Regions from separate parts of the Homo sapiens genome. Here region 1 is linked to region 2. The links are chromatin loops, found by intact Hi-C in ENCODE. Cell type or tissue: transverse colon. All regions are shown on one strand. Each heading gives the region's core, and the rest is flanking DNA. Links, peaks and the distances in the headings are about the cores only.

Region 1 (15,189 bases), core at 4,451-12,450, 61 kb before region 2:
TGGGGTTTCAGTCCCAGGGCTTAGCCGGAGGAAGCACATTTTGAACCTGCAACTTCAGACATTCCAGCTCCCCCACTCGCCCTCCACTACCTCTGAGAGCCCAGCCACGCCTTGGAGGGAGGGGCTTGTGTGTGTATATAGTGTGTTTGGGGGAGGGGGGACGCGGGAGGGTGCATGTCTTGGGAAAAGGGGGTGACAGACAACTTTTGAGAGGGCAGCAGACTCCCTCAGCCATGAGAACCAGCTTTGGGGAGGAGGCCGGGAATCAAAGCGAGTCCAGTTGATCTCCCCTGACAATCTGGAAGGTTCCTTTTGCCCTCAGTGCCAGCCAATCCGGGCAGGACCCTCGAAGAGGAGACCGAGGGTCCCAGAGGACCAATGCTACAAGCCAGCAAATGCTGCCACATCTCTGCCTGATGGGGGGTGGGGATGGGTGGGGGGATGGGACTGGGCCAAGGGATCTGGGTGGGCATTTTTAACTTTGGAGGCCTTCCATCTGTCGGTAGGCCATCTGCATTTTCTTACTGTTGATGTTTCCTGCCCAAAGGACACATTTGGGCAGTGCCACCCACTCCTTGGGCCCCTAGGATGACCCAACTACCCCCATAACTTTCTGCTTCCCACAGGTTTTCAGCATTCTATCGTCCTGTTGTGCTCAGCCCCAACATCCCAGACCCGTTACCCACTACCCTTCTCTCCCCCAGCTCATCATCAGTCGCTGTCTCTTTTCTGTGATTTCTGTAAAAGTTGCCATAAAACTTTGAAATTCTGCCTGAAAAACAGTCCCGTGGGAAGCTGGGATTCAGGAGGAGGGGGCTAATAAGGTCTCTGACTGAGATTTGGGCAACTGTTAAACCAAGTAATCTGGGTTTTTGCGGCCCGCGGTCGTCTGCGGGACACACCCACATATAGCAGCAGCGCCGGGGTCCAGCCGCCAAGCTCTTCCACTCGCCACGCCCCCATCAGTAATGAGCTTCCACTAGCCACGCCCCCATCCGTCAGCCTAGCTCTTCCACTAGCCACACCCCCATCCATCAGTCATGGGCTTCCACAAGCCACGCACCTCCACTCTCCATGCCCCCATTCGTCAGTCGTGGGTTTCCACTAACCACGCCCCCATTCATCAGCCAAGCTCCTCCACTTGCTACGCCCGCATCCGTCAATTACGGGTTTCCACTAACCACGCCCCCATTCATCAGCCTAGCTCTTCCACTAATCACACCCCCACTTATCAGTCGTGCTTCAGCCACGCCTTCCTGCTTCAGTCAGGGGCTTCCACTAGCCACGCCCCCATGCATGAGCCACAAACTGTTTCTCTTTATGGGCATCCTGGGAACACAAAAGAGAGACGTTCATTTGCCTGAGCCAAAGAGCTGGGGTTGATGGGGTTTCCTAAATAAAGCAAGTAATTTTCTCAGATCCTACAGGAGGAGGGGTGTGTGTGTGTGTGTTGTGCCAAAGGACACAGCCTGTGTAAAGGTGTGCAGAGTTGGGAGATAATGGCTTTTTCAGAGCCCTGGAAATGGTTATCATGAACGAGGTATGGGGTGCGTGGGGAGTGAACTTGAGGACAAATCATAAGAGACTTTATCAGCCACTCTAGGGAGCTTGGAATATATCCTAAGAGTAAAGGGGAGCTTTGCAAGGGATTTAAGTGGGGGAAGGAGGCAGGCGGTTGATATCACCTGATTTATTTTATGAGACGTTCCTCCTGGCTACTGGGGGCTGGGAGACCAGGGACAAGGCTGGAGCAGGGACAGAGGCAGCAGACGAGGGGAGAGGGGAGTAGGAGGGTGGGAGGGCGATGGTGAGAAGGGAGTGGTTGAGAGAGAGAATGGATGGGGCTGCGTGAGGGAGTTCAGGGAGTGCATCTTGGCAGGAGAGAGGTGGTGTGTTCATTCAAACGGAGTAGCCAGGGAGAGTTGGGTGAAAGGGCTACTGAGGAGTGGGCAGGGTTGGGGAAAACGAGGGAAGGTGTAGTACCCCAGGGCTAGCAGCAGAGGGAGCAGTTGCCATACCTGGGCTAGAAGGGGTGAGCAGAGGCACCCGAGGCTGCAGAGACCTGGGGACCTGAGTCTGTAGAGTAGAAGAGTACAGGCATCACCAACCTGCACTGGGGATAGCGGGGCGCCGGGAGAGTAAGCACCTCGACCTCATTCTGCTCCCACCTGCTAGTCTCCTGCCACTTCCTCCCACCGGCCGCACCCAACCTGAAGTCCAAGGTAAGACAATAGGCCCACGGCATGGTGGCTCACGCCTGTAATCCCAGCACTTTGGGAAGCCAAAGCAGAAGGGTCGCTTGAGCCTAGGAATTCAAGACCAGCCTGGACAACATAGCGAGTCCTCGTGTCTCCACAAACTTTAAAAGTTAGCCAAGCGTGGTGGCATGTGCCTGTAGTCCCAGATACTCAGGAGGCTGAAGCAGGAGGATTGCTTGAGCCCAGGAGGTCGAGGCTGCCGTGAGCTAGGACTGCACCACTGCACTCCAGCCTGAGTGACAGAGAAAAACCCTGTCTCCCCACTACCAAAAAAAAAAAAAAATCGACCTTTGGCTTTAGGCCTTGATGAGAACAGGTTTGTGGAAGGTGTAGGGGCAGACGGTGCACTGATCTGCAGTGGGAGGTGGGGAAATTGAGTCAGGGCATGTAGATCACTCTCTGGAGAGTCCTGATGTGAGGAGGGGAGGTTGCTGGAGGAGCAGTAGAGGGCATTGACTACAGGGGCACAGGAAAGCAAGGGAGGCCTGTGCTAACAGCAGCTGGCAGTGATGGGGACCCCCCCAAGCATGATCTGCTTAAACCTATTGCCAGTTCTATACATCACCCCATTCCACGGAAGAGGAAACTAAGGCTCAGAGAGGTGAAGCAATGTGCCCAAAGTTTCACAGGTAGAAGGGCAAAGATGGGACAGGATGAGTTCCACGATGTAGAATGGGACAAGGGACACCTTCAAATTTTTTTTTTTTTAGATGGAGTTTCACTCCTTTTGCCTAGGCTGGAGTGCAATGGCGCGATCTCGGCTCACTGCAACCTCCACCTCCCGGGTTCAAACGATTTTCCTGCCTCAGCCTCCCAAGTAGCTGGGATTACAGGCGCCCGCCACCACACCTGGCCAATTGTTGTATTTTTAGTAGAGACAGGTTTTACCATGTTGCCCAGGCTGTTCTCAAACTCCTTTGAACTCCTTACCTCAGGTCATCCACCCACCTCAGCCTCCCAAAGTGAACTACTGTAATCCCAAAGGATTACAGGCGTGAACCATCGTGCCAGGTCTGGGACACCTTCATCTTAACAAATGCAAACAAAGGGGGTGTAGAGTCTTGGTGCAGGAAGATGAGTAAGGTCTCAGCTGCAAAGAGAGACACATTGAGAGCTTGAGGCTTGGAAAACATGAGGACTTTCACACCTGTCCCGTCACCTCACCCCGAAGGTCATGATTCTCACCTGGATGCAAAGAGCTCTATGGGGTCAGCTTGGGAGTGATTAACATTGTCCTGGGAGGCAGCATAGTGTAGCGGCTGACTTTCTCTGTGCCTCAGTTCCCTCATCTGGAAAATGCGTGATGATGATGCTAACAGTACCTATGTCACAGGGTTGTCGTGGGGATTAAATGAATATATATTAGCCTCCCAGGCCGGGTGTGGTGGCTCATGTCTGTTATCCCAGCACTTTGGGAGGCCAAGGTGGGAGGATTGTTTGAGCCCAGAAGTTCGACACCAGCCTGGGCAACACAGTGAGACCCCATCTCTACTAAAAATAAAAATTATCTAGGCATCGTGGTGCACACCTGTAGTCCTAGCTGCTCCAGAGGCTGGGGTGGGAGGATCACTTGAGCCCACAAGGTTGAGGCTGCAGTGAGTCATGATCATGCCACTGCACTGCAGCCTAGGTGACAGAGTGAGACCCTGTCTCAAAAAACAAACAAATGAACAAAACCCAAGCAAAACCTAAAAGTCATCTGGAGGCAGAACTCCTTCTTCCTGGAGGGACCTCAGTCTTAAGGCCTTCAACTGATTGGATAAGGCCCACCCATACAATCTGCTTCACTCAAAGTCAATCGATATTAAATGTTAATCTCATTTTTTTTATTTTTGAGATGGAGTCTGGCTCTGTCGCCCAGGCTGCAGTGCAGTGGTGCGATCTCAGCTCACTGCAAGCTCCGCCTCCCAGGTTCACGCCATTCTCCTGGCTCAGCCTCCCGAGTGGCTGGGACTATGAGTAGCTGGGACTACAGGCGCCGGCCACCACGCCCGGCTAATTTTTTGTATTTTTAGTACAGACGGGGCTTCACCGCATTAGCCAGAATGGTCTCGATCTCCTGACCTTGTGATCCACCCACCTCGGCCTCCCAAAGTGAGCCACCGCGCCCGGCTATTAATCTCATTTTTAAAATACCTTTACAATGGCTGGGCGTGGTAGCTCACACCTGTAGTCCCAGCTATTCAGGAGGCTGAGGTGGGAGAATCGCTTGAACCCGGGAGGCAGAGGTTGCAGTGAGCCAAGATTGCACCACTGCACTCCAACCCGGGCAACAGAGCAAGACCCTGTCTCAAACACACACACACCCCTTCACAGCAACATCTAGGCTGATGCCTGAACATGAGGGCAGCACAGCCTAGCCACGTAGACACATATGATTCACCACCACGAGAGGTCCCTCTTTTCCCTTTGTTTCCTCTCTGCCCATCCATCATGCCCCCGCTGGCCACCGTCTTAGGCTGAGCACCAACAGAAGCCAGCCCACAGCAAGGATGGGAGGGAAATAGTTTATTTGTGAGGTGATCCCAGGAGGCACTGGAGGGAGATGGGAAAGAAAACCATTAAAGGTGGTGTTGAAGGCTGGGCGCGGTGGCTCACGCCTGTAATCCCAGCACTTTGGGAGGCCAAGGTGGGCGGATCACCTGAGGTCAGGAGTTCAAGACCAGCCTGGCCAACATGGTGAAACCCCATCTCTACTAAAAATACAAAAATTAGCCGGGCACGGTGGCAGGTGGCTATAATCCCAGCTACTCGGGAGGCTGAGGCAGGAGGATCACTTGAACCCAGGAGGCAGAGTCTGCAGTGAGCCGAGATCACACCACTGCACTCCAGCCTGGGTGACAGACCGAGACTCCATCTCAAATAAATAAATAAATAAATAATAAAGGCAGTGTTGAATGAGCAGGTCACCCTGTGGACAATGAGGTCTCCATCCTGCTGGGGACCTCTCAGGGAACTCTGGAGTTCCCCACCTGAAGACTTTGGGTTATGTATCCACTAACTCCTGTCTGATGGTGGCCCAGGACCTCTTTAGGGGTGCTGACTTCTAGCGCCTCCTACCCTGGTCTGGAAAGCATTCAGGGAAGGGTCGCAGGTGCCAGCGTGAGAGATGCTGTTGGGTCCTAGGTGGTATGAGTGGGTCAGAGACAGCCTCTGCTATGATTACTTCCCAGAACGGGGGTCTCACTACCTCCCTCTTCCAGTAAGGCAATGGGTGGCCACCAGCACAGCACTGACTGTGCCCAGGTTGCCCTCTCTCCTGGTCTGATGCCCCCAGCTCCCTCCTCGGCCTCTCCCAGGGAATCGGGAAGGGTTGGTACCTGGCATCTCCTCCACGTTCTGCCGTCCCCCTGAGGATTGAAATCAGACACTAGGGAGGACTTCCAGGCACACATGGCCAAAGGAGAGAGGGATGAGGCTCCAGGCTTCAGTGCCTCCCAAGGTACCTCCTCACTCTCTCCTTCTCGCCACCTTTGCCTCCCGTTCCCTGCCTGCTCCCTGCAATTCTCTCCCTGGGGAAGTGCGGGGAAGGGAATGTCATGGGTGGTGGATTGAAAGGGGTAGGTGGGGTCAGTAGAGGGGGAACACAGACGGTGGAGGAGGTGGAGAAGGGACACAAAAAGAGGAGGGGAAGTTGGAGAGGGAGCAGAGAGCCAAGAACAAAACACAGGGGCCGGAGAGGCAGCAGAGACAGAGATACAGACAGGATGCAGAGAAGATGCAGACGGAGGAAGCCCAGAGACTCAGAACACAGCACCAGGGAGGAGAGCGAGGTGGGGAGCGGGGCGGGGCGGGCGTCCCAGGGCGCCAGGGCAAGACCCTCACCCCATTCCCAGCACACAAAGCCAGTGAGGCCAACGCCGAGGGTACTCTCAGAGACCAGAGATTTAAAAGGCACGGCTGGGCCGACAGAGCCCATGGCAGACAGAGGGACATGGAGAGACAGGGAGAGAGACACACAGAGACAGAGGGAGAGACAGAGAGAGATGGAGAGACAGAGAGAGATGGAGAGACAGAGAGAGAGGGAGGGACAGAGAGAGAAATGGAGAGACAGAGAGAGACAGAGACAGAGAGAAATGGAGAGACAGAGAGATGGTGAGACAGACAGAAATGGAGAGACAGACCCCAAGAGGGAGAGACAGAGAGAGATGGAGAGAGAGGGAGAGACAGAGAGAGAGGGAGAGAGAGGGAGAGACAGAAAGAGAGAGACAGAGAGAAATGGAGAGACAGAGAGGGAGAGATAGAGATGAAGAGACAGAGAAGGAGAGACACAGAGAGAAATGGAGAGACAGAGAGCAAGAGGGAGAGACAGATGGAGAGAGAGGTAGAGACAGAGAGATGGAGAGACAGAGAAAGAAATGGAGAGACAGAGAGGGAGAGACAGAGATGAAGAGACAGAGAGAGAAGGAGAGACAGAGAGAGATAGAGAGACAGAGATGGAGAGACAGAGAGAGATGGAGAGACAGAGAGATGGAGAGACAGAGAGAGAGGGAGAGACAGAGATGGAGAGACAGAGAGAGAGGGAGCAACAGAGAGATGAAGAGACACAGAGAGGGAGAGACAGAGGGAGAGACAGAGTGGAGAGACAGAGAGAGAGATGGAGAGGCAGAGAGGGAGAGACAGAGAGAGATGAGAGACAGAGAGGGAGAGACAGACGGGCAGAGACAGAGAGATACAGTTATAGAGAGACACAGAGACAGAGTCAGAACTGGAAAGAGACTCAGTAAGAGAGAGACAGAGACAGAAGGAGAGAAGGAGAGAGGGTGAGGAAAAGGAGGATGAGGAGGAGGACGGACCGGAGACAGGACCCAGAGGCACAGCGAGAAACTGGCAGAGGAAAGCAGATTCCAACAAAAAAGACGGAGAGGGCGAGGAGAGATAGAAAGGGAAGGAAAAGAGGGAGAGAGGGGTCTCGGTGGGAGCCGCAGCCTGTGCCCCGCCCCCCGCCCGGGTCAGGCCGGGTCCTTCCCGCCACCGCTGAGCCGTGGCTAATGGTATGATTGCTTGGTGGGGCGGGAGGGGAAGGGGGCGGCAGGCATTTGTCAGGGCCGGTGACGAATGAGCCACAGGAGTCTGGGCTCGGGTGATGGATGGCGTGGCCAGCGGGCGGAGGGGCGGGCGCAGGGGTGGGCGCCCCCACCAAGATAAATGTTTCCTTCTCCTGGAGCTGGGCCAGGCAGCGGGAGGACGGGAAGGGGGCGATGTATTTATGAAGGGCCCGGGTGGAGGAGAGGGGAGAGAGCCAGGGAGACAGAAGCCCAGGGAGGATACGGTGGGGGGGACAGGGAGGCGGAGAGAGGGAGAGGAAGGAGGGAGAAGAGACAGAGGCCCCTGGAGAGAGAGACCGAGAAAGATGGAGAGAAAGAGAGATAAGAAAGATGAGGCAGAGAAGACATCCAGACAAAGAGACACAGAGATACAAGAAAAAAAAAAAAAGCCAGGAGACAGACAGACAGACACAGCCCAGGTGACAGACAGACAGACATAGCCCAGGCGGAGATGGAGACAGAGACGGCCTGTCTTTTAGGGTCCCTTCTTCCCCCACCCTCCTGAGCAGAGACACAGATTCTCAGAGAGAGCCTGGAATGAGGAGGAGGAAGCAAACCTGGGCCCCCAGAAGGAGAGAGACAGACACAGAGCGGTTGATAAAGAGGGGAAACCGAGGCAGGAGGCTAGCAGGCCCGAGAGAGAGGACAGGAGGAACCCAAGGTGGATCCTCGTTCATTCGGTCTGCTCCTGTAGGCTTTCAGAGGGGATCCTGGGGACCACTGCGGATCCCCGGGGGACGTGGCTGCCTGGTGGGCATAGCCCCAGTGGTCGGTGCTCAGGTTGGGGCACTGAAGGGCCAGTCCGCTGAGAGATCGCCCAGCCCGTGCTGGGGAGACCCATGAGGTCCCCCAGATCTACTCATAGAGGGCTCCACGCTTCCCGTCTGTAAAACAGGTGCAGGACAGGGCTAGAGGGCGGAGACCCCTGCAGACTGGGAGCTGGGGTCACTCTGATGCCACCCAGGGAGCCACTCAGCCGGGCAGGGAAGACGCTTCCAGACACTGTCACAGGGAGGCCCAAGCACACCCTCGAAGAGCCGACAGGCAGCCGCGACGCAGTGACACAGGCACCCCCGCTCCAGCACCAGGCCTGGCCGCCACCTGCTCCCTCCCCCTGGGAACAGAAGGGTCCCAGGACTATTTAAGGGAGACAGCCAGGAAGAGAGAGAGAGAGAGAGAGAGAGAGAGAGAGAGTGTGTGTGTGTGTGTGTGTGTGTGTGTGTGAGAGAGAGAGAGAGAGAGCGAGAGACAGAGACGGACAGACAGACGGATGGACAGACAGAGGGAAAGACTGGAGGAAGAGCCTCAGAAAGCCGGAGCCTCCCCCCTGCTCCCTCCGTCCCCCGCCGGCATCCTCCATCCTCCCCCAATCAATTTCTCTCCCACACACTTATTTCTCCCTTCCCAACAGCTCGTCTCTTTCTTTAATTAGAAAGATTTATGCTTCAGAGTCCAAGCCCCCTGCTCTTGTTTTGGGGGTGGCAGGGACGACTCCAGGGTCTCTATTGGAGCTCCTGTCCCCCACTCCCTCCCCCTCCTGTCTGTCTCACTCTGTCTGCACCTCTCTCTCTCTCTCCTCCCACCCGCGTCTGTCTCTGTCTCTCTCTCTCTCTGAATCACACCGTCACTGGAGTTACCTCCCTCCCCACTCCAGTTAGGCCCCATCCCCATCCCAGGTGCCCCCTCCCTCCCTTCCTGCTCTGTCCACGCCCCCCACCACTGGCCGTCAGATGAGGCCGCACTTGCTCCTCTAGGTTTCAGAATCAGCCTGGGCTAAGGGGACCTTAGCATGCACCACCCCCCAAAAAAGCAAATAGAGCCAGAGACTCCTAACCCTTGCATCCCTCACCCCAAGTCTTGGCTGAGGGTGAGGTGGGGGTGGAGCAGACCAAAGGGCCTTGTGTCTTTAATTAAAAAGTGATTTAAATTAATTTTCTGCTCCAAAACCCCTATCTGGGGTGCGCCGGCCTTGAGGAAAGGCAAGGCCTCCAGACCCTTCCCCTCGGACTGCCTTAAACGGCCAGCCTCACCGCAGGACAGCCACGGGGGCAGAGCCCGCCGGCATGGGGACCCCCAGACTCAGCCAAGACCCTGAGTCCTGGCACCCTCTAGCTTAACTGTTTCTCCGTTATCCACAGCCCACCCCCGCCGCCCCCAGCGCACTGCCCATCCTGCAGAGGGGGAATCGAGCCTCAGAGAGGGGAGAGCCTACGGTGGGACCAGACTCCAGATTCCCACGTGACCCCTGGAGATGGCCAGGGAGGGGGTCCGTGGTGTGTCCAGGGGGCTCGGAGAACAGAGAGCCAGAGGAGAGAAAGGACGGGAGAAGCGGAGACAGAGAGAGACAAGGAGAGAGAGACTGGGAAAGAGGGAGACTGAGAAACCCGGAGCAGGAACCCCAGCCCTGGGTAGGAGAGGAGGGGCCTGGGGGCACCAGGGCCGCGGTCTCTTCCTCTCCTCCCCCCACAGCCTGCCCCTCCCCGACTCCCACCGGAAGTGCTGCTGCTGCCCTAACCCCAATCCCTCGTGCTGTAGCTCTGCAGGCTCACTCTGGCTCATCCCCTATCCCGCTCCTTGGTGGTTCTGTTTAATTTCCACAAGACAAGGGAGAGACCGGGAACGGGGAGCGCGGCTGCCAGCACCCCTGAGCCGCCGCCGGACCCTCCGTCGCCCCGGGCCGCCCCCCGCCCCCTGCGGTCCCCGGTGTGTCCGTCTCGGGACGGTTCGATTCCCTCCAGAGCCGGGGAAGGGACGGGGGGGGCCCAGAGGAGGGGGCCTCGGGCGCCCCGCCTGCGCCTGCTGCCCCCGCCCCGGCGGCGATGCGCTCCTGGCCGTGACCCCCGCTGGGGGCGGGGGCCGGGGTCCATGCGCGGAGTCCCCACCCGGCCCGGCGCCTGCCGCTGACGGCGGCGGGGGTGGGGGGGCGCGCGCCTGGCCTCCTGCCCACCCCCTGGCGTCAACACCGCGGGCCGTCAGGGGCTGCGGCCCCGGGCTGCGCCCTCCCCCGCGGCCAGGCTCTGGAGGGACCCAGGAGCTGCCGCCGGCCTCAGCCCATGGCCCGGAGGGTAGGTCTCGGGGCGGGGACCCCGCGTCCCGGCCGCTTCCGCACCCCCTGTCCCTGCATCCCCCACTCTCCGGCGCTGGCCCCCATTAGCCCATCCGTCCTCTACACCACCTCGCTCTCTCTCTGCCCCTCCCTCCGCCCCTGGGTCTCCCAGTCCCTGTGTGCCCCCTCTCTGCCCCCAAGTGTCTCTTCCTGGCCCTCGGCCTCGCCTCCTCCCCATCGTTTAGCTTCTCCTTCTCCCTGCCCCTCTGTCCCCCTCTGTCTGCCCCACTCTCCTCCTCCTTTCTGCCTCTCTGTCCCCCTCTCTCTGTCCCTGGTCTCCCCCCTCTTTCTGCCTCTCTATCCCCCTCTCTCTGCCCTCCCCCACCCGCAGTCTCTCTCCTCTGTTCCTGGGCTTCCTCCTCCATCTCAGCCGCCCGCACCTCACCGTCCCCCCTTTTTTCTGCTCTCCTCCGTCCTTCCCTTCGCTCTACTTTTGTTCCAAGCCGCCCCTGCCTCTCCAGGGCTAGGAGTGGGACAGGGGTGGGAGAGGTGGTCTCACCAGGCTGCTGGCCCCACGGAGCCTGTCTCCCTGGGGATGGGAACGGGGATAGAAGACAGGGGAGGAGGCGCGCGCCCGTTTTGGGGGTTCCGGGTAGGCTGTGAGGACCGCTTTTGGTGAGAGTGCCTTGAGCAGCGGGGAGCAGTTGGATTCAACTTCAGGGCACAGGAGAAGTTAGGAGAAGAGGGAGAGGGAAAGAGTGGGACACACAGAACCAGGGTGCCCAGCCAGGCGAGGGTCCGAGGCAGGAACGTTCTAGCCTCTTCCCGTGCGAGTCCTGCTGCCTCTTTGAGCCTCCGTGTCTTCATCACTGAGGAAGGGATTTGACCTGATGAGAGGAAGGTGCCCCTGGCTTCCCAGGTGCATGGTTCTGTGACGACAGGACGCGGTCGTCCTACCCCATAATGGTGTTTCTCTTGGGTGCGCAATCGTGTCTGTATGGTGGTGCGGAGTGACCCTCTCCGGCAACAAGTGCTCACAGCATGAGCCAGGCCCTGTGCTAAATGCCTCATTCATTCATTCATCCATGTGCCAAATGTCTCAATCATGCATTCATTCTTGTGCCTGGTGTTGGGCTGTGTGCATGTGTGTGTGCATGTGTGTGTGGGGGGGGGGATTTGGGTGTGACTGACACATGAGTGTGCACGTGGGTTGGTGTGTATGGCTGTGTCTACATGTGTGGTAGATTCACGTGGCGAGTGGAGTGTGACATGTTGTTGAGACTTACTCTGATGCGCTTATCTGCCAACTGTGAAATGAAATAGAAGACAGGGAGGCTTCGTATGTGTACTTTGTGTACAACAATGCGCGGTTCCTACAGGAGGTGTCCATGGATCTCCCTCTCTGTCTGTCTCTCTCTCTGTCTCTGTCACTGTCTTCTCACGCCACTTTCTCCATCTCTTTTCCCTCCCAGCCAGACCCTGCCGTCTCTCCCTCTGGGTCCTCCTGCCCACATGTCAGGAATCTCTGCCTGGACGGGGTCCTCACTCCCCACCGAGGCAGCTCCAGGGGACCTGGAGGGCTTCAAGCTTGGGGGCTCAGACACCTGGGGACCACAGGCAGGTTTCTGGGACACAGAAGGGCATCTCCTGGGTTCCAGGATAGAGAAGCTCCTCAGCCGAGTCTCGGGGTGCTGACCCCTCCCTGGGGCTCCGCCCTTCTCTTCTCACCTTCCCCCAGTATGATGAGCTGCCGCACTACCCAGGCATCGTGGATGGCCCCGCAGCCCTGGCTAGCTTCCCAGAGACAGTGCCCGCAGTACCAGGGCCCTATGGCCCGCACCGGCCTCCCCAGCCCCTGCCCCCAGGCTTGGACAGCGACGGCCTGAAGAGGGAGAAGGATGAGATCTATGGGTGAGTGGGGCCGGGTCTCAGGCTCCTGTCTCTCTCTCTCTGTCTTTCTGCTTCTTTGCTCCCTGGGTCTGCTTCTGTCTCTCTCTGTGTACGAGTCTCTGTCTCCTTCCCTCTCTGGGTCTCTTGTCCCCTCCCCAGCTGTTCTGCATCTTGGCAGCCCCTCCATCCACCTCCCAGCCTCTCCCTCAACCTCTCTCCTTTCCTGCCTCCCCAGACACCCGCTCTTCCCCCTCTTGGCCCTGGTCTTTGAGAAATGTGAACTGGCTACATGCTCTCCCCGTGACGGGGCCGGAGCTGGGCTGGGGACACCCCCTGGAGGTGACGTCTGCTCCTCTGATTCCTTCAACGAGGACATCGCTGCCTTTGCCAAGCAGGTGGGCACCTCCCACCCACCACACACCGAGTCAGAGAGCCAGCGAGGAGGGGTGGGTGGAAGGCGGGACATCCCCCTGCCGGCCTCTCTCTTCCCTCCCAGGTTCGCTCTGAGAGGCCCCTCTTCTCCTCCAACCCAGAACTGGACAATCTGGTGAGACCCGAGCCCTCCCCCACACCCCCTCCTCCAATGGGTCTCCTTCCCTGACGCCCCATCCCTGGGGTTGGTGGGGGGGGTGCAGAGAGAAGGCCACCTGGTCCATGTCCCCAAACCGTCATGATTGTTGCCCACGTGCCGTGTGGTACAGCCTAGAGTCTGAGAACGGGACCCATGGCCCGAGTTCAAATCCCAGCTCTGCCACTCACCAGCTCTGTGACCCAGGGCAAGTCACTCTGCATCTCCGTGCCTTGGTGTCCCGTCTGTGAAGTGTGGCTGGTAGTAATGTCTGTCTTGGAGGGCTGCTGTGGGGGTTTAATGAGTGAATGCGATTCAAGTGCGTGGAACAGCACCTGGCACAGAATAGGGCTCAAAAAGTGTCTGATGTTCCATCCGTCAGAAGATCAGCACCTATGCCAAAGTGAGCGCAGGGACTGCTGCCCAAGGAGAGGAGGCTGGGTGCGGCAGCTCACGCCTGTAATGCCAGCACTTTGGGAGGCCAAGGCCAGGAGATAGCTTGAGGCCAGGGATCGAGACCAGCCTGGGCAACGTAGCGAGACCCCACCTCTACAAAAACATTTAATTAGCGGGGTGTGGTGGCATGCACCTGTGGTCTCAGCTACTTTGGAGGCTGAGGCGGGAGGATCGCTTGAGCCCCAAGAGGTCGAGGCTGTAGTGACCCTTGATCAGCTCCACTGCATACCAGCCCAGGCAACAGGGCAAGACCCTGTCTCTCATAGAGAGCTAGAGAAAGAGAAAGAAAGAAAGAAAAAGAGGGCCGGGTGCGGTGGCTCATGCTTGTAATCCCAGCACTTTGGGAGGCTGAGGCAAGCAGATCACCTGAGGTCAGGAGTTCGAGACCAGCCTGACCAAATGATGAAACCCTGTCTCTACTAAAAATACAAAAATTAGCTGGGCACAGTGGTGCACGCCTGTAGTCCCAGCTACTCAGGAGGCTGAGGCAGGAGAATCGCTTGAACCTGGGAGGCAGAGGTTGCAGTGAGCCAAGATCACACCACTGCATTCCAGCCTGGGCAACAGAGCAAGACTCCATATCAAAAAAAAAAAAAAAAAAGAGAGAGAGAGAGAAGAAAGGAGGGAGGAATACCCAGCTTCTCCCATCCTTTGCTCCCCAAGCTCTTGCCAGGGCTTCCTATTGGCCAAACCCTTTGGCAAGTGTTCTGGGAAATGTAGCTTGCAGGTGGGTGGGGCCTGGAGCTGGGGGCCAACAGGCAGAGGATGGGAATGCCAGTCAGCATGGCTCACCTTAGCTCTCCCCGCTTGTGATGGGTCCTTTTTCGTCTCTTGCTTCTCTCAATCTAACATCTGCTCTTTCCTTAATTCTGGGCTGCATCTCTGTTCTCTCTTTCCCCCTTGCACCTGGTGTCTTTGTCTCTCTTTGCTGCATCTCCCTGTCCCTGTCATTTTGTCTCACTCTTTCTGTTTCTCTGTGTCTCCTCTTCCTCCTTCTCTTCCTCTTCCTTCTTCCTCCCTGCTCCCTCCCCCAATTCCCTCTGTCTCCCCCCACCTCCCGCCCACGTTTTCAGATGATCCAGGCCATCCAGGTGCTGCGGTTCCACCTGCTGGAGCTGGAGAAGGTGAGCGCGTCTCACCTCCCCACACCCTCACTTGCCCCTGTCATCCCACCCCCTCTCGTCGCCTCTGCCCCCCACCTTCCAGCTCTCTCCCCACCGGAGTTGAAGCAGAATGCCGCCCCCGTCCCTGAGCACCCCCGCCCTGCCCCCGTGGGTGGCCCCCCCCAGTACCCCGGTGCCCCCCCAGGTCCACGACCTGTGCGACAACTTCTGTCACCGCTACATCACCTGCCTCAAGGGAAAGATGCCCATCGACCTGGTCATCGAGGATCGGGACGGCGGCTGCAGGGAGGACTTCGAGGACTACCCAGCCTCCTGCCCCAGCCTCCCAGACCAGGTGGGCCCGGGACGGGCACCAGGCATCGTCCTGCAGCCACAGCTGTGCCTGGACACCGCATGAGGGCGCATGTGCACTACACAGCCTCAGACGAAGCCACAGTCAGCCTGATCACAGGGCACGCATATGCACACAGCCACACACCCACTACACAACAGCTACGCAGACTCGGATGCGGCTGGGCAACAGTGCACAGACACACGCACACCAGCGGCTGCAGATGCCACCCACAGATTCAGCTACACCCACACAGGTCCACATACAGCCACACCAACTCAGCAACAGCCATTTCTGCTCACAGCCAGACAGTAGCGTCCACCGGGTACTCACACACGCCCCCCAGCCCAGCCATACGACAGCAGCATAGAACACACAGCCGGGTTCCGCACGCCGTTCTCAATTGAGTATGTGTCCACTGCATACACACACCCGCTCCAGCCACACAGATGGACATAGAGCCAAACA
Region 2 (15,189 bases), core at 4,627-12,626:
CCTCACTGTTCCTGTAGCAGCAGGCATGTGCCCCCACAGGGCCTCTGTACTGGCTGTTCCCACTGCCCGAACACCCTCATGCACCATCTGCACTGTCCAATACGGCCGCCTCTGGCCACACATGGCTACTGAGCAGTTGAACATGGCTGGTCCAAACCAAGATTTCCAAGACGTCGTATGGTAAAAAATAACATAAAATCTTGCAAAAATGTTTCTATTGATTATGTTAAAATTGTGATGTTTTAGGTATATTAGGTTGAATCAGCTATTTTATCAAAATGAATCTCACCTGTTTGTTTTTGCTTTTTTTTTTTTTTTTTTTTGAGATGGAGTCTCGCTCTGTCGCCCAGGCTAGAGTACAATGGCATGGTCTCGGCTCACTGCATCACTGCAACCTCTACCTCCCAGGTTCAAGCGATTCTCCTACCTCACCCTCCCAAGTGGCTGGGATTACAGGCGTGTGCCACCACACCCAGCTAATTTTTGTATTTTTAGTAGAGACAGGGTTTCACCATGTTGGCCAGGCTGGTCTCGAACTGCTGACCTCGTGATCTACCTGCCTCAGCCTCCCAAAGTGCTGGGATTACAGGTGTGGGCCACTGTGCCGGCCATGTTTCTCGACTTCTGCTGGCAAGCATGTTCTAGTATTTGCATGGCTCCTAGCCCTCATCTCCATTTCTCTGCACAGATGTTACCTTCCCCATGAGGTCTGCCTTATACATGAGGCCTGTATTACAAACTGCAACTCCCCATTCCCCAACCCCGTTGTTTCTTCTCTCCAGAACACTAGGCACCATCTGATCTACTATGCCTTTTCCTTATTGTCCTAATGTATTGCTGGTCTTCTTCACCAAAATGTCAGCTCCCTGAGGCCAGAGATTTGTGTCTGTTCTGTCCACTGCTATATGCCCAGCACCTAGAACAGTGCCTGGCCCAGTGAAGAGTGAATAAATGAACTGGACCCAGGGAAGAAACAGACTTGCCCCCAGGCCACTCAGAGAGTGAGCTGTGCCCATACCCGCTCCTGGGGCCCTGAGTGATCAGGAGGGGGGTGGGTACTCACCAATCACAACGTCCACAGGCAGCTGGGCTAGCAGGGACCCAATGGGTGTGAGGGCCTCTGAGCTGTCCAGGGCCCCCTGGTCCCGGAGGTAGAGGATGGCGGTTTCCAGGCTGGCTGGTGGTGGGGGCTCGATGAAGGGGAAGGTTCGGGGGTCCCCCACACTCATGCTCTTCATCTAGAATGAGAAGCAAAACCCCCAAGATTGGGGAACACAAGAGCCACTGTGCAGCACAGCGGGGCTCAGAGATCACAAATTCATGACGTTTTAAAATTCCTAGTGTTGGCCGGGCGTTGTGGCTCATGCCTGTAATCCCAGCACTTTGAAAGGCCAAGGCAAGCGGATCACTTGAGGTCAGGAGTTCAAGACCATCCTGGCCAACATGGTGAAACCCCGTCTCTACTAAAAATACAAAAATTAGTGGTGGTGCATGACTGTAATCCCAGCTACTCGGGAGGCTGAGGCAGGAGAATCGCTTGAACCCAGGAGGTGGAGATCGCAGTAAGCCGAGATCGCGCCTCTGCACTGCACTCCAGCCTGGCAATACACCGAGACTCCATCTCAAATTCCCAGTGTCAGCCAGGCACAGTGGCTCATGCCTGTAATCCTAGCACTTTGGGAGGCCACAGCAGGTGGATCACTTGAGGTCAGGAGTTTGAGACCAGACTGGCCAACATGGTGAAACCCCATCTCTACTAAAAATACAAAAATTAGCCAGGTGTGGTGGCGAGTGCCTGTAATCTCAACTACTTGGGAGGCTGAGGCAGGAGAATTGCTTGAACCTGGAAGGCGGAGGTTGCAGTGAGCCGAGATTGCACCACTGCACTCCAGCCTGGGCCACAGAGTGAGATTCTATCTCAAAAATAAAATAAAATAAAATAAAATAAAATTCCCAATGTCAAGATCCACTGTGCAGAGGCAGGCAAGGAGGGCTGCTGTCTCTGTATCTGTCTGCCTAGCACATCTTGCCCCAGACCATGGAGGAGAGGCACGTGACCTGAGCTGGACCAATCAGAATCCTTCCATGAGACTGGAGCCAGGAAGAGCATTCCCAGCATCCTCTCTGGTTGTGGCCAGGATGGAAGGCTATCTTATTAACCCAGAACTGCTGTGACCTTTGACTTTGTCCATTTTTTGGAAATGGGCCCACCTACAGCAGATGGAGAAATTCTTGGATTGTTCCTAAGTTAGACATGCCGCCTCATGAATGCACAAAATGGTAAGATCCCCCTTTCTGCCTACAATAGTTTCAGTTGTATTTCTCTCACTTACAACCAAAAGAATCCCAATTAATGCAGCAGTCCAGGCAGGCAGTAGATGGTGGGAGAATTAAGTGACAGCATATGTCCACCCCGGGGTCTGGCGTGGCATACGTAAGCAAACAGCACCTCTCTGGTGACTGGAAGAAGGAGAGGCTGGCAAGGCAGCTCATGTGACAGCCAGAGAGCGAGAAGGAAGCTCAGAGAAGTCTGTTTGCCTGGCTTTGATCCGAGGGCACTAGAAGTTCTGGCGTCCACCTGCAAGCAGCTGCTGCTCCTTCCTCCCTGCTGACCAAGCCTTGATGCCGTCTATGAGTTCACCCAATACTCATTTAAAAACCTTTATAGGCCGGGCGCGGTGGCTCATGCCTGTAATCCCAACACTTTGGGAGGCTAAGGCAGGCAGATCACCTGAGGTCAGAAGTTCAAGACCAGCCTGATCAACATGGTGAAACTCCCTCTCTACTAAAATTACAAAAATTAGCTGGGCCTGGTGGCACCCATCTGTGGTCCCAGCTACTCGGGAGGCCAAGGCAGGAGAACCACTTGAGCCTGGGAGGTGGAGGTTGCAGTGAGCCGAGATAACACCACTGCACTCCAGCCTGGGCGACAGAGTGAGACTCTGTCCCAAAAATAAATAAATAAATAAATAAATAAATAAATAAATAACCTTTACATTAGAAGCTCAATTTAAAGAGGCAGGGGGCAGGGCCTGGGGTTTTTTTAAATTCTCCAGGTGTTTCTAGTATGCAGCTGGGGCTGAGACACTGCTCTGATCAACTCAGGCAATGCCACAACCCTAGACAATTGCGGGGCATAGGGTGAACACATATGACCCGGTTCTGCTGACAAGAGAGGATGAGAGACTGGCCAGAGGAGTCTAGAAAATGTTCCTGTGGCCTTAAAAATTAGACCCACAGAGAAGGGCAGTTCCTTGCTTCTGCCTCCGGATGGTAAAGGAGGAGGAGGTGACGCCCACTGTGCCTGGAGCCAGCGGCCACTCACGAAGCAGGCTCTGACGCCTGGTGGCCTCGGATGGAGCCCTGACTCTACTACTTGCCAGCTGTGTGACCTGGGGCAATATTTTCTCTCTCTCTGCATCCTTCTTCTGGTCCAAAAATTAGGGTAAGACTACCTACCCCATGGACTTTGTTTTTTTATGAGACAGGGTCTTGCTCTATCACTCAGGCTGGAGTGCAGTGATGCAATCAAGGCTCACTGCAGCCTCGAACTCCTGGGCTCTAGCGATCCTCCTGCCTCAGCCTCCTGCGTGGGACCACAGGTGTGTGCCATCACACTGGGCTAATTTTTAAATTTTTTCTAGAGTCAGGGCCTCACCGTGTTGCCTAGGCTGGTCTCGACTTCCTGGCCTCAAGCAATCCTCCTGCCTCAGCCTCCCAAAGTGCTGGGATAACAGGCATGAGTCACTCATTGTGCCCGGCAGCACTAGTATTTTTTTTTTTAAAAGATGAAATCAAACAGAATAGAAAATAGTGTGCACCTCCTGCAGGAAGGCCACTGGTTTGTGCTACACCCGCACGTGAGCCTGTGGCAGACACCATCAGCTGCTCCCAACTTTCCTTTTCCTTTTGTTCCTGAGCACAAGGACTACACTTCCCAGCCTCCTTCACGGTTGGGCGTGGCCACGAGACTGAGGACTGACCAGGAGTGGTGAGTGCAAGGCAAGTGCACCATTTGCAGGCTCGACCCGCAAACCCTCCTGTACTCACTTCCCATGCCCTTGACCCTTTGGCTGGCTGGACACATATGCAGGAAAAGCCCCTGGGGAGATTATAGAGCCACAAGAGTGAAGGACCCTGGGTCCCTGAATAAAGAAAATTGCCTGCCAACCTGTAAACCACCATTCCGCTGTTGGCCATTCGTGACCATGTGTATTTGTCATGGCAGTCTAACCTATGCTAAATTAACAAATGAGATACAAATCATGACATAAAATGTATTGAGAAACCCTGGTTTTAAAAGCCCTTTCCTGCTAGGTTTCCTGTTACAGCTGAAAGCATTCTGATTGAGTCACTGGTTCTTCCTTTGACCCTATGGACATTTTTTTTTTTTTTTTTTTTGAGATGGAGTCTTGTTCTATCGCCCAGGCTGGAGTGCAGTGGTGTGATCTCGGCTCACCGCAACCTCCACCTCCTGGGTTCAAGCAATTCTCCTGCCTCAGCCTCCCAAATAGCCGGGCTTACAGGTGCACACCACCACACCCGGCTAATTTTTTGTATTTTTAATAGAGACTGGTTTCACCATGTTGGTCATGCTGGTCTCAAACTCCTGGTATCAAGTGATCCACCTGCCTTGGCCTCCCAAAGTGCTGGGATTACAGGTGTGAGCCACCATGCCCAGCTGACCCTATGGATTTAAGGAACAATTCTCCCCTCAACAAGGGTTTTGACATTTGGAAGGGATGGGTTCCCCTCAGTGGCTTGGCTAGCCCTATCCTTCCTGACCCTGACACTCTGGGGTTGGGTCCTATGTAAATGCTTCCTGGCTGGCTGGGCACAATGGCTCATGGCTGTAATCCCAGTACTTTGGAAGGCCAAGGTGGGAAGATCACTTGAGCTCAGGAGTTTGAGACCAGCCTGGGCAACATAGCAAGACCTGATCTCTACTAAAAATAAAAAAAGTTAGGCCGGGCGCGGTGGCTCATGCCTGTAATCCCAGCACTTTGGGAGGCCGAGGAGGGTGGATTACAAGGTCAGGAAATCAAGACCATCCTGGCTAACATGGTGTAACCCCATCTCTACTAAAAAAAAATACAAAAAATTAACTGGGCTTGGTGGTGCACACCTGTAGTCCCAGCTACTAGGAAGGCTGAGGCAGGAGAATCACTTAAACCTGGGAGGCGGAGGTTTCAGTGAGCCGAGATCGCACCACTGCACTCCAGCATGGGCGACAGAGGGAGACTCCGTCTCAAAAATAAATAAATAAATAAAAATTTAAAAGTTAGCCAAGCGTGGTGGTGTGTGCCTGTGGTCCCAGCTACTTGGCAGGTGGAGGTAGGAGGATCATTTGAGCCTGTAATATGGAGGCTGCAGTGAGCCATGATCACAGCACTGCACTCTAGCCTGAGTGACAGAGCAAGACGCTATCTCAAAATAAAATAAAATAAAATAAAATAAAAAAGGCCTCCCAGGTTCCTCCCTGTGCCAGCAGTTAGGATATAGTCCCCTTTCTGCCCATGCCTCACCTGCAGCACCAACGAGTCCAGGGCCACCCTCCGAATTTCTGGGACGGGGTAGGGGGCGAAGGCATCATAGTCCGATTCGGCATAGAGGCGGAAGCAGACTCCGGGGCCCGTGCGGCCCGCCCGGCCCTTCCGCTGCTCTGCGCTGGCCTGACTAATCCAGAACTCCTGCAGCCGTTGCAGCTTGGCCTGCGGATCGTAGCTCATCTCCTTCACCTTTCCTGGATGGGAGCAATGAGGAAAGGGAGTCTGTGTGTGGCAGCCACGTGCAGCTGGCCACGCGCCTGGCTCTTGTCACTCGCCAACACCCTCACTTACTCCTTTATTCTGTTAATGCTAACTGAGGGCTTATTCTGGGCCCAACTCTGACATTTTGTTCATTTATTCTTTCATTTCCTCACACATCTTTTTTTTTTTTTTTTTTTTTTTGAGACAGGGTCTCACTGTCTCCCAGGCTGGAGTGCAGTGGCTCAGTCAGAGCTCACTGCAGTCTCAACCTCCCAGGCTCAAGCGATGATCCTACTAGCTCAGCCTCCCGAGTAGCTGGGACTAAAGGTGCACACCAACACACCCGGCTAATTTTTTGCAGTGACGGGGTTTCACAGGCTGATCTCAAACTCCTGGGCTCAAGCAATCTGCCTGCCTCAGGCTCCCAAAGTGATGGGGTTACAAGCGTGGGCCACTGCACCCAGCCTTTCACTCACACATCTTTTCATTTATTTTCCCAAGTCTTTGTTTCTTCAGAGGTTCACTTATCCAATAAATACTTATTAAGCACCTACTATATACCAGGCACTGCACTAGGCACTAGGGGAACAGCAGTGAGCTAAACAAAGGTCCTAGTCTCACAGGACTGAACAGAGCACCATATTTCCTCCAGTGTCAGAACAACCTTTTTTTACATTTTCTTTCTTTTCTTTTTTTGAGATGGAGTTTCACTCTTATTGCCCAGGCTGGAGTGCAATGGCACAATCTCGGCTCACTCTGCCTCCTGAGTTCAAGCGATTCTCCTGCCTCAGCCTCCTGAGTAGCTGGGATTACAGGAACCCGCCACCATGCCCGGGTCATTTTTGTATTTTTAGTAGAGATGGGGTTTCACCATGTTGGCCAGGCTGGTCTTGAACTCCTGACTTCAGGTGATCCACCTGCCTCAGCCTCCCAAAGTGCTGGGATTACAGGCATGAGCCACAGCACCTGGCAGACATTATTTTTTTAATTTCTCTCTCTCTCTTTTTTTTTTAAACAGGGTCTCGCTCTGTTGCCCAGGCTTGAGTGCAGTGGCACAATCACAGGTCACTGCAGCCTCGATTTCCTGGGCTCAGGTGATTCTCCCACTTCAGCCTCCTGAGCAGCTGGGACTACAAGCACGCACTACCATGCCTGGCTAATTTTTGTATTTTTAGTAGGGGCGGAGTTTCACCATGTTGTCCAGGCTGGTCTCAAACTCCTAACTTCAAGTGACCTGCCTGCCTTGGCCTCCCAAAGTGCTGGTATTACATGTGTGAGCCACCGCGCCCAGCCGGGACGGCCTGCCATTGTCATTTTTCAGATGAGCCAACCGATACATGAAGTGTCAGTCACATGACCCCAGCCACACAGCCAGCACTAAACCTGGCCAGGCAGGCTCCAGTGTCTCCAAACACTATGCTATGCTGACTTCCCAGAGAACATTCCAGTCAGGAAGACAGAAAGTGAGCAAACAGAGCAGCACATAAAATAGAATGTCGGGCTGGGCGTGGTGGCTCATGCCCGTAATCCCAGCACTTTGGGAGGCTGAGGCAGGCAGCACTTGAGGTCAGGAGTTCGAGACCAGCCTGGCCAACATGGTGAAACCCCATCTCTCCTAAACATACAAAAATTAGCCGGGCGTGGTGATGCATGTCTGTAATCCCAGCTACTTGGGAGGCTGAAGCAGGAGAATCACTTGAACCCGGGAGGCGGAGCTTGCACCATTGCACTCCAGTCTGGCAACAGAGCAAGACTCCGTCTCAAAACAACAACAACAACAACAACAACAACAACAACAAACAGAATGTCAATCCCCCTCATATGACAAGCAACAGCGGATGGAGGAGGGGATATCTCTTAGACAGAGTGGACAGTATGGGCCTCTCTGACGGGTGGACATTTATGCGGGCCCTGAAATGAGGTGAGGGCGTCACCTGTGTGGATACCTGGAGAAAGACAGCTCTCGGCAGAGAGAACAGTACAAAGGCCCCAGGGCAGAAGCAGGCTTGGAAGGTGTGAGAAAAACTAAGATGTTGCCATTGGTCCATGGCCCCACACATCGTCTTCCAGCATCCCAATTCTGGAAATCCAAAGTCTGAAATGCTCGAAAATCTGAAATGTTTTCAGCACTAACGTGACCCTCCAATGAAATGCTCACTGGAGGATTTCAGATTTCTGGATTTGACATACTCAAATAATAAAATTGATACAAATATTCCAAATTCAAAAAAACCCGAAATTCCAAACACTTCTGGTTGCAAGCAAGCATTTTGGATATGGGAAAGTCAACTGTACTTCCCAATCCAAGCTGGTGCGCCCCTGCCACACACGCACACCTCCGGACCCCATGCTCCTAAGTCCTTGGGGGTGGTGGGTAGGGGCTCATGGTGGTCCTTACCGGAATCTACTACGAAGCGGATCCCGTCAATGGTGACTGAGGTCTCAGCAATGTTGGTGGAGAGGATGCATTTCCGGACTCCAGGGGGTGCCACATCAAATACCTGGGAGGAAGGGAGGGGGTGGTGTCAGGAACTAACTCAGCCCCGACTAACCTATGTGTCCAATTTCTTGCCCACCCCCGTGTCAGCAGCTTCCCTGGAACCCTTTCCTCCTTCAGAGACCTCCCTTTTGGAGATGGCTCACCGTCCACCCCATCACCTGGGCCATCCTGGGCCCTCCCCCACCCTCAGACGGAGTCTTGCTCTGTCGCCCAGGCTGGAGTGCAGTGGCGTGATCTCGGCTCACTGCAACCTCTGCCTCCCGGGTTCAAGCAATTATCTTGCCTCAGCCTCCCGAGCAGCTGGGATTACAGGTGCCCGCCACCATGCCCGGCTAATTTTTGTATTTTAAGTAGAGACGGGGTCTCACCATGTCGGCCAGGCTGGTCTTGAACTCTTGACCTCAGGTGATCCGCCTGCCTTGGCCTCCCAATGTGCTGGGATTACAGGCATGAGCCACCACACCTGCTCCCCCGACCTGAACATCTTGAACTTTTTTTTTTTTTTTTGAGACAGGATCCCACTCTGTGGCCTACAATGGAGTGCAGTGGCGTGATCACAGCTCACTGCAGCCCTGACCTCCTGAGCTCATGCGATCCTCCTGCATCAGCCTCCCAAGTAGCTGGGATTATAGGCACATGCCACCATGCCCAGCTAGTTTTCTTCCGTTTTGTAGAGACAAGGTCTCACTGTGTTGCCTAGGATGGTCTCTAACTCCTGAGCTCGAGTGATCCTCCTGTCTCAGCTTCCTGTGCTGGGATTATAGGCATGAGCCAATGTACCAGGCCATCTGGAACTTTTCTTGAAATCCTTCCCTCCTCCGACAGCCCAGCCCCTGCCCTGGTCCAGGCCTCTCCTCGCCCACTCTGATCCTACTCCAGCTTCCCCTCAGATCTCTGGCCTGTAGACTCACATGGCAGCCAGAGGGATCTGCTGAAGCATAAACTGGCACTGCCCCCACTAGGGGAGGATCGCTTGAGCTCAGGAGTTTGAAACCAGCCTGCGCAACACAGTGAGACCTCTTTGCTACTAAAATTCAAAAAAAAATTAACGGAGGCCGGACACAGTGGCTCACACCTGTAACCCCAGCACTTTGGGAGGCTGAGGCAGGCAGATCACTTGAGGTCAGGAGTTCGAGACCAGCCTGGCCAACATGGCGAAACCCCGTCTCTACTCAATATACAAAAGATTAGCCGGACGTGGTGGCGGGTGCCTGTAGTCCCAGCTACTCAGGAGGCTGAGGCAGGAGAATCGCTTGAACCCGGGAGGTGGAGATTGCAGTAAGCCACGATCATGCCACTGCACTCCAGCCTGGACGACAGAGTGAGACTCTGTCCCAAAAAGAAAAAAAAATTAATGGAGTTTAGTGACACACACCTATAGTTGCTACTTGGGAGACTAAGGAGAGAGGATCACTTGAGCCCAAGAAGTCAAGGCTGCAGTGAGCCCTGATCGTGCCACTGCACTCCAGCCTGGACAACAGAGCAAGACCCTGTTTCAAAAAAAAAAAAAAACTGTTTTGGAACACAGCCTCACCCACTCAGTTTATGGCTGCTTTCATGCTGCAACAGTGGGGCTGAGTAGCTGTGACAGACAGAGAGCCCATGGTCGATAGGACTGACATCATCTACTCCGACCCTTTATAGAAAGTTTGCCGACCTCTGGTTTAGAGCATGGGCTCCGGGGCCAGACTACCTGGGTTCGCAGCCTGGCTCTGCCACTAGGTGGCTACGACTTTGCACAAGTACAGCCCCCGAGCCCTGTGTTTGTGGAGTTACACAAGTCCTGTGCGCAGCCACCCCTGACTCATGCAGACCCCCCGCCTGCCCCACTCGGGCTTCCTGTGATACCTTGTCCTGGTCGGCCACAGACAGGGCGCTGTGCAGTGGCAGTACCACCCAGCGCTGGGTGTGGCTGGCATAGGTCTGGGCAGCCTCCAGCACGGCGCTGATCTCCGCCATGCCGCTGAGGAAGACGAGGAGGTCACCCCGCTCCTCAGGCGGGTACTTGTGGTCAATGGACTCCAGCACCCTCAGGAAAGGCCGCGGGTCCAGCTTCTCTGACTTGGACGTGGTCGGCTCCGCCTCCTGCGGCTGGTACACAACCTGAGAGGAGACAGCCCCAGGTAGAAGCACACCCTGTCCCTCCAGCTCAGAGCAATGGGCTGGGGAGGCTGCAGGCTGACGGGGGAGACCACAGGCTAACGGAGAAGACACAGTGCAACGGGTCCAGGCTGGTGGGCAACTCTGTTCCATGTGGTCATTCAGGGATCCAGGCTTCTCCTTTCTCATTATGCCACCATCTCATTGGGCAGGATTTCTCAAAGTCAGCAAGATTGACATTTCAGTCTGGATAATTCCTTGTCGTGGGGGCTGTCCTGTGCATCGTAGGATATCTAGCAGCATCCCTGGCCCTACCCACTAGATGCTAGTAGTCTTCTCCACTGCTTGTGACTATTAAAAATGTCTCCAGACATTGCCATATGTTCCCTCTGGGGCAAAACCACCCCTAATTGAGAAACAGTCAGGTGACAGACAGCACACTCCAGCTAGATAATTTCTGAAGGATGTAATAAAAAGACAAAGTAACAAAGCAACTGCAAGGCTTGTGGGGTGCTGGCAATGTTTGACTTTTCTAAACCTGGGTGCTAGCTACACAGATGTATGTAACTGGTGAAAACTAATTAAGCTATATACTTACAATGCATGCATTATCTTATGTTTAGAGTAGCTTCAACAAGAAAAATATTCTAGGTGATGAAACCAGGATTAAAAACCTAGAAATCAGGTTGGTTGGCTGACCAGGAGAGGACCCTGAGCCTGAGCCAGGTTGGTTGGCTGATTTCCCAGCATAGTTGGCTCACACCTGTAATCCTAGCTCTTTGGGAGGCCAAGGCGGGAGGATTGCTTGAGCTCAGGTATGCGTGACCAGGCAGACAACATAGCAACACGTCGTCTCTACTAAAAAAAACAAAAAACAAAAAACAAAAACCCTAGAAAACATTTCTCAGGAAGCAGCCTCATTCTTTTTGAGACAGGGTCTCGCTCTGTCACCCAGTGGCATGATCTCGGCTCACTGCAGCCTCCACCTCCCAGGTTCAAGCAATTCTCCCACCTCAGCCTCCTGAGTAACTGGGATAACAGGGGCGCACCACCACTCGAGCTAATTTTTGCATTTTTAGTAGAGACGGGGTTTTACCTTGTTGGCCAGGCTGGTCTCGAACTCCTGACCTTAGGTGATCCACCCGCCTCGGCCTCCTAAAGTGCTGGGATTATAGGCATGAGCCACCACACTCGGCTCGCACTCTCTCTCTCTCTTTCTTTTCTTTCTTTTTTTTTTTTTTGAGATGGGATCTTGCTCTGTTCCCAGGGTGGAGTGCAGTGGAGCCATCTTGGCTCACTGCAACCTCGACCTCCGGGTTCAAGCAATTCTCCTGCCTCAGCCTTCCAAGTAGCTGGGATTACAGGCGTGCGTCACCATGCCCAGCTAATTTTTGTATTTTTAGTGGAGATGGGATTTCACCATGTTGGCCAGGATGGTCTTGGGCTCCTGACCTCGTGATCTTTCTGCCTTAGCCTCCCAAAGTGCTGGGATTACAGGCACCAGCCACCGTGCCCGACCCATTCTTTCTTTTTTTATGGCTGCTTAGAAGGCAAATTGATGGGCATCCGGAACCAGAAATCACAAGAGACAATGAAGTTCTTCCTGTAAGTCTTGACTATACAGACAAGGATAACTCACTAGGACAGTGTTTCTCAATTAGGGGTGGTTTTGCCCCAGAGGGAACATATGGCAATGTCTGGAGACATTTTTAATAGTCACAACCAGAGGAGAAGACTACTAGCATCTAGTGGGTAGGGCCAGGGATGCTGCTAGATATCCTACAATGCACAGGACAGCCCCCACGACAAGGAATTATCCAGACTGAAATGTCAATCTTGCTGACTTTGAGAAATCCTGCCCAGTGAGATGGCAGAGTAATGACAAAGGAGGAGCCCGGATCCCTGAATGACCACATGGAACAGAGTTGCCCAACAGCCTGGACCAGCCACACTGTTATATGAGAGAAATAAACTTCTCTTATTTGAGACTTTACATTTTTGGGTCTTTTTTTTTTTTGAGACAAAGTCTCACTCTGTCACCTAGGCTGGAGTGCAGTGGCGCGATCTCGGCTCACTGCAAGCTCCGCCTCCCAGGTTCACGCCACTCTCCTGCCTCAGCCTCCCGAGTAGCTGGGACTACAGGCACCCACCACCATGCCTGGGTAATTTTGTTTTTGTGTTTTTAGTAGAGATGGGGTTTCACCATGTTAGCCAGGATGGTCTCAATCTCCTGACCTCGTGATCCACCCACCTCGGCCTCCCAAAGTGCTGGGATTACAGGCATGAGCCACGGCGCCCAGCCATTTTTGGGTCTTCTTGTAACAGCTTTTACTCTAACAAGCACTTAGCACTCTAACCAGCTGATTATGAATGCTCAGAAAATGGTAGCTTTAAAAAAAGAGAACATCTTTAAATGAAAGAGATGGGAGATACAGCAGCAGAGAGAAGAGGCATGTCCAGGTTTGGACAGAGACCAGGTTGGAGGTCTGGGGATGTGGGAGGAGGGGGAAGTACTCACCGTGATGGGGAACAGCCTCCCAGGCACCTGTACCACAGGGGCATTGCTGAAATAGCTGGAGAAGAGCGAGATGTTGATGGTGGCCGACATGAGGATGACCTTGAGGTCAGGCCGCGTGGGCAACAGGCGCTGGAGGACGCCCAGGAGGAAATCGTTGTGGAGATGCCGCTCATGGACTTCATCCACAATCAGGACCTCATACTGGGGCAGGCTGGGTTCCCGCTGGATTTGTCGCAGGAGCAGCCCCACTGTCAGGAATACAATCTTGGTGGCCGCCGAACGTGTGCTCTCAAAGCGGATCTGGTAGCCGACCTGGGGTGGGAGAAAGAAAGGATCAGGAGAGGACCCTGAGCCTGGGTACCAGCCCCTGGCCCTGCCCAAATTGAAAATCTAAGCAGGCCGGGTGCGGTGGCTCACGCCTGTAATCCCAGCACTTTGGGAGGCAGAGGCGGGCGGATCACCTGAGGTAGGGAGTTCGAGATCCGCCTGACTAACATAGAGAAACCCCATCTCTACTAAAAATACAAACAAAATTAGCCGGGCGTGGTGGCGCATGCCTGTAATCCCAGCTACTTGGGAGGCTGAGGCAGGAGAATCACCTAAACCCGGGAGGCGGAGGTTGCAGTGAGCCAAGATCGCACCATTGCACTCCAGCCTGGGCAACAAGAGTGAAACTCCATCTCAAAAAAAAGAAAAAGCAAAAAGAAAATCTAAGCAAATACCATGCCTACCCATCAGACTCTGGAGTCCAACAGCTTGGGTTTGAATCTCACCTCTGCCACTTAGTGCCAACTGACCTTGGGCAGGCAATGCCATCCCTTATAGTTCTCCTCCTAGATGCTGTGAGAATTCCATGTGACAATGCACAGAAAGTATCTAGCACTGTGCCTCATGTATATATAATATTAACTATATAGCAATAACCTTTTCTTGAGTCCCTGCTATGTGCCAGGACATTATATGCCACTCTAAGTGCTTTATGTATATCAACCCATTTCATCCTCATGACCACCATGAGACAGAAGGACTATTATTGGCCTTCCAAGATGGCAGTTTGCATTGCAGTGATCGTCAAGAATTACCCTCGCAGCCCAACGTGGTGGCTCACACCTGTAATCCCAAAACTTTGGGAGGCCGAAGTGGGTGGATCACCTGAGGTCAGGAGTTTGAGCCCAGCCTGACCAACATGGTGAAACCCCGTCTCTACTAAAATTACAAAAATTAGCTGGGCATGGTGGCGGGTGCCTGTAATCCCAGCTACTCAGGAGGCTGAGGCAGGAGAATTGCTTGAACCCGGGAGGCAGAGGTTGCAGTCAGCCAAGATCGCACCAATGCACTCCAGCCTGGGCCACAGAGTGAGACTCCGTCTCAAAAAAAAAGTGATGAGCCTTTAGGACATTTCCCATTGTTTTGCTGTTAAAGTGCTACACTGGTTAATGCTAGCTCCTTTGTCATGTAGACCACAGACAAGCCACTCTGTGGATAAAGTTCTAGAAGAATCATCGCTGGGTCCAAGGGTAAGTGCTTCATTTTTATTGATACTGCCATATGGACAAGCAACCTATTCCCCCAAGGTCACGCTGGAAAAATCGGAAACCTGGTGCGTCCCACTCACCTGTGAGCCATACTGACTGAGGCTCTCAAAGCCCACACGCTTGGCCAGTGAGATGCAGGCGATCCGCCGGGGCTGGGTGCACGCCACATGACTGAAGCCAGCAGCCAGCAGGTACTGGGGCACCTGAGTGGACTTGCCACAGCCGGTGTCACCGGCCACTACCACCACCTGGTGCTCCTTCAGCGTCTGCAGGATGCGGTTCCCATACTGGGCGATGGGGAGGGCTGCCCGCTCACGCTGCAGCTTGGCCAGACGCCCAAATGCCTGCTTCTGGCCAAAGTCCAGGTAGTGCAACAGGGCTCGGCGGAACTCAGCCACTCTCTCCGCGGGCAAGTGCCTGCCCAGTCCCTGAGAGCCCCGCGTGGCAGGGCCAAGAACAGAGAGGTTGATGCGGTAACGTGGGTCGTAAGTGCGAGGTAGGTCGGCCAGCGCTGGGATGCTGTGCTTGGGCTGTCCAGGGTCTTTCTCCTCCTTCCTGGAGGTCTTGAGATTCTGGAATCTCTGCAGGCGTTCAAAGAAGGTCCAAAACTTCTGACATTCCTCAGAACCCTGACGGATGTAATCCTCTTCACGGAAGAAGGCATCTTCCAAGAGGCGACGCGTCTCTGGACAATTCCAGTCCCATTTCTCCAAGGCCTCTTCCTCGCTGGGAGCCCGGTGGTGGTCTCGGCGATCCCTGCCCTCCCTTGTTCTAGGAGGAGGCATG

The links. Peaks named below come from ENCODE experiments on the same cell type or tissue, not always from the same donor. Only the 100,000 strongest peaks of a DNase experiment are listed, where the experiment ranks them.
Region 1: a loop joins it to region 2, with 9 times the contacts of the local background. A loop is called at or near these places in 6 of 110 quality-filtered maps.

What each region holds. Positions count from the first base shown.
Region 1 is chr19:47,414,252-47,429,440 of GRCh38, reverse strand. It overlaps MEIS3 (Meis homeobox 3), which reads left to right and starts at 9,914. Exons shown (of 13, transcript NM_001301059.2): 1 at 9,914-10,371; 2 at 12,091-12,263; 3 at 12,478-12,637; 4 at 12,739-12,789; 5 at 14,340-14,390; 6 at 14,575-14,724. The coding sequence starts at 10,360. SLC8A2 (solute carrier family 8 member A2) reads left to right here. Exons shown (of 10, transcript NM_015063.3): 10 at 1-1,424. RefSeq lists enhancers at 1-269, 471-1,038, 955-1,249, 9,834-10,827, 10,828-11,820 and 1 more. In transverse colon, for the core only: no CTCF peak of the experiment used is centred there; no DNase peak of the experiment used is centred there; H3K4me3 peaks cover 1,595 bases; H3K27me3 peaks cover 8,000 bases.
Region 2 is chr19:47,353,030-47,368,218 of GRCh38, reverse strand. It overlaps DHX34 (DExH-box helicase 34), which reads right to left. Exons shown (of 17, transcript NM_014681.6): 2 at 14,484-15,189; 3 at 12,869-13,180; 4 at 10,099-10,353; 5 at 8,149-8,251; 6 at 5,526-5,743; 7 at 1,064-1,238. The coding sequence starts at 15,188. Among named protein-coding and RNA genes, the nearest start is that of DHX34, 11 kb to the right of the region's middle. RefSeq lists an enhancer at 12,658-13,157. In transverse colon, for the core only: no CTCF peak of the experiment used is centred there; no DNase peak of the experiment used is centred there.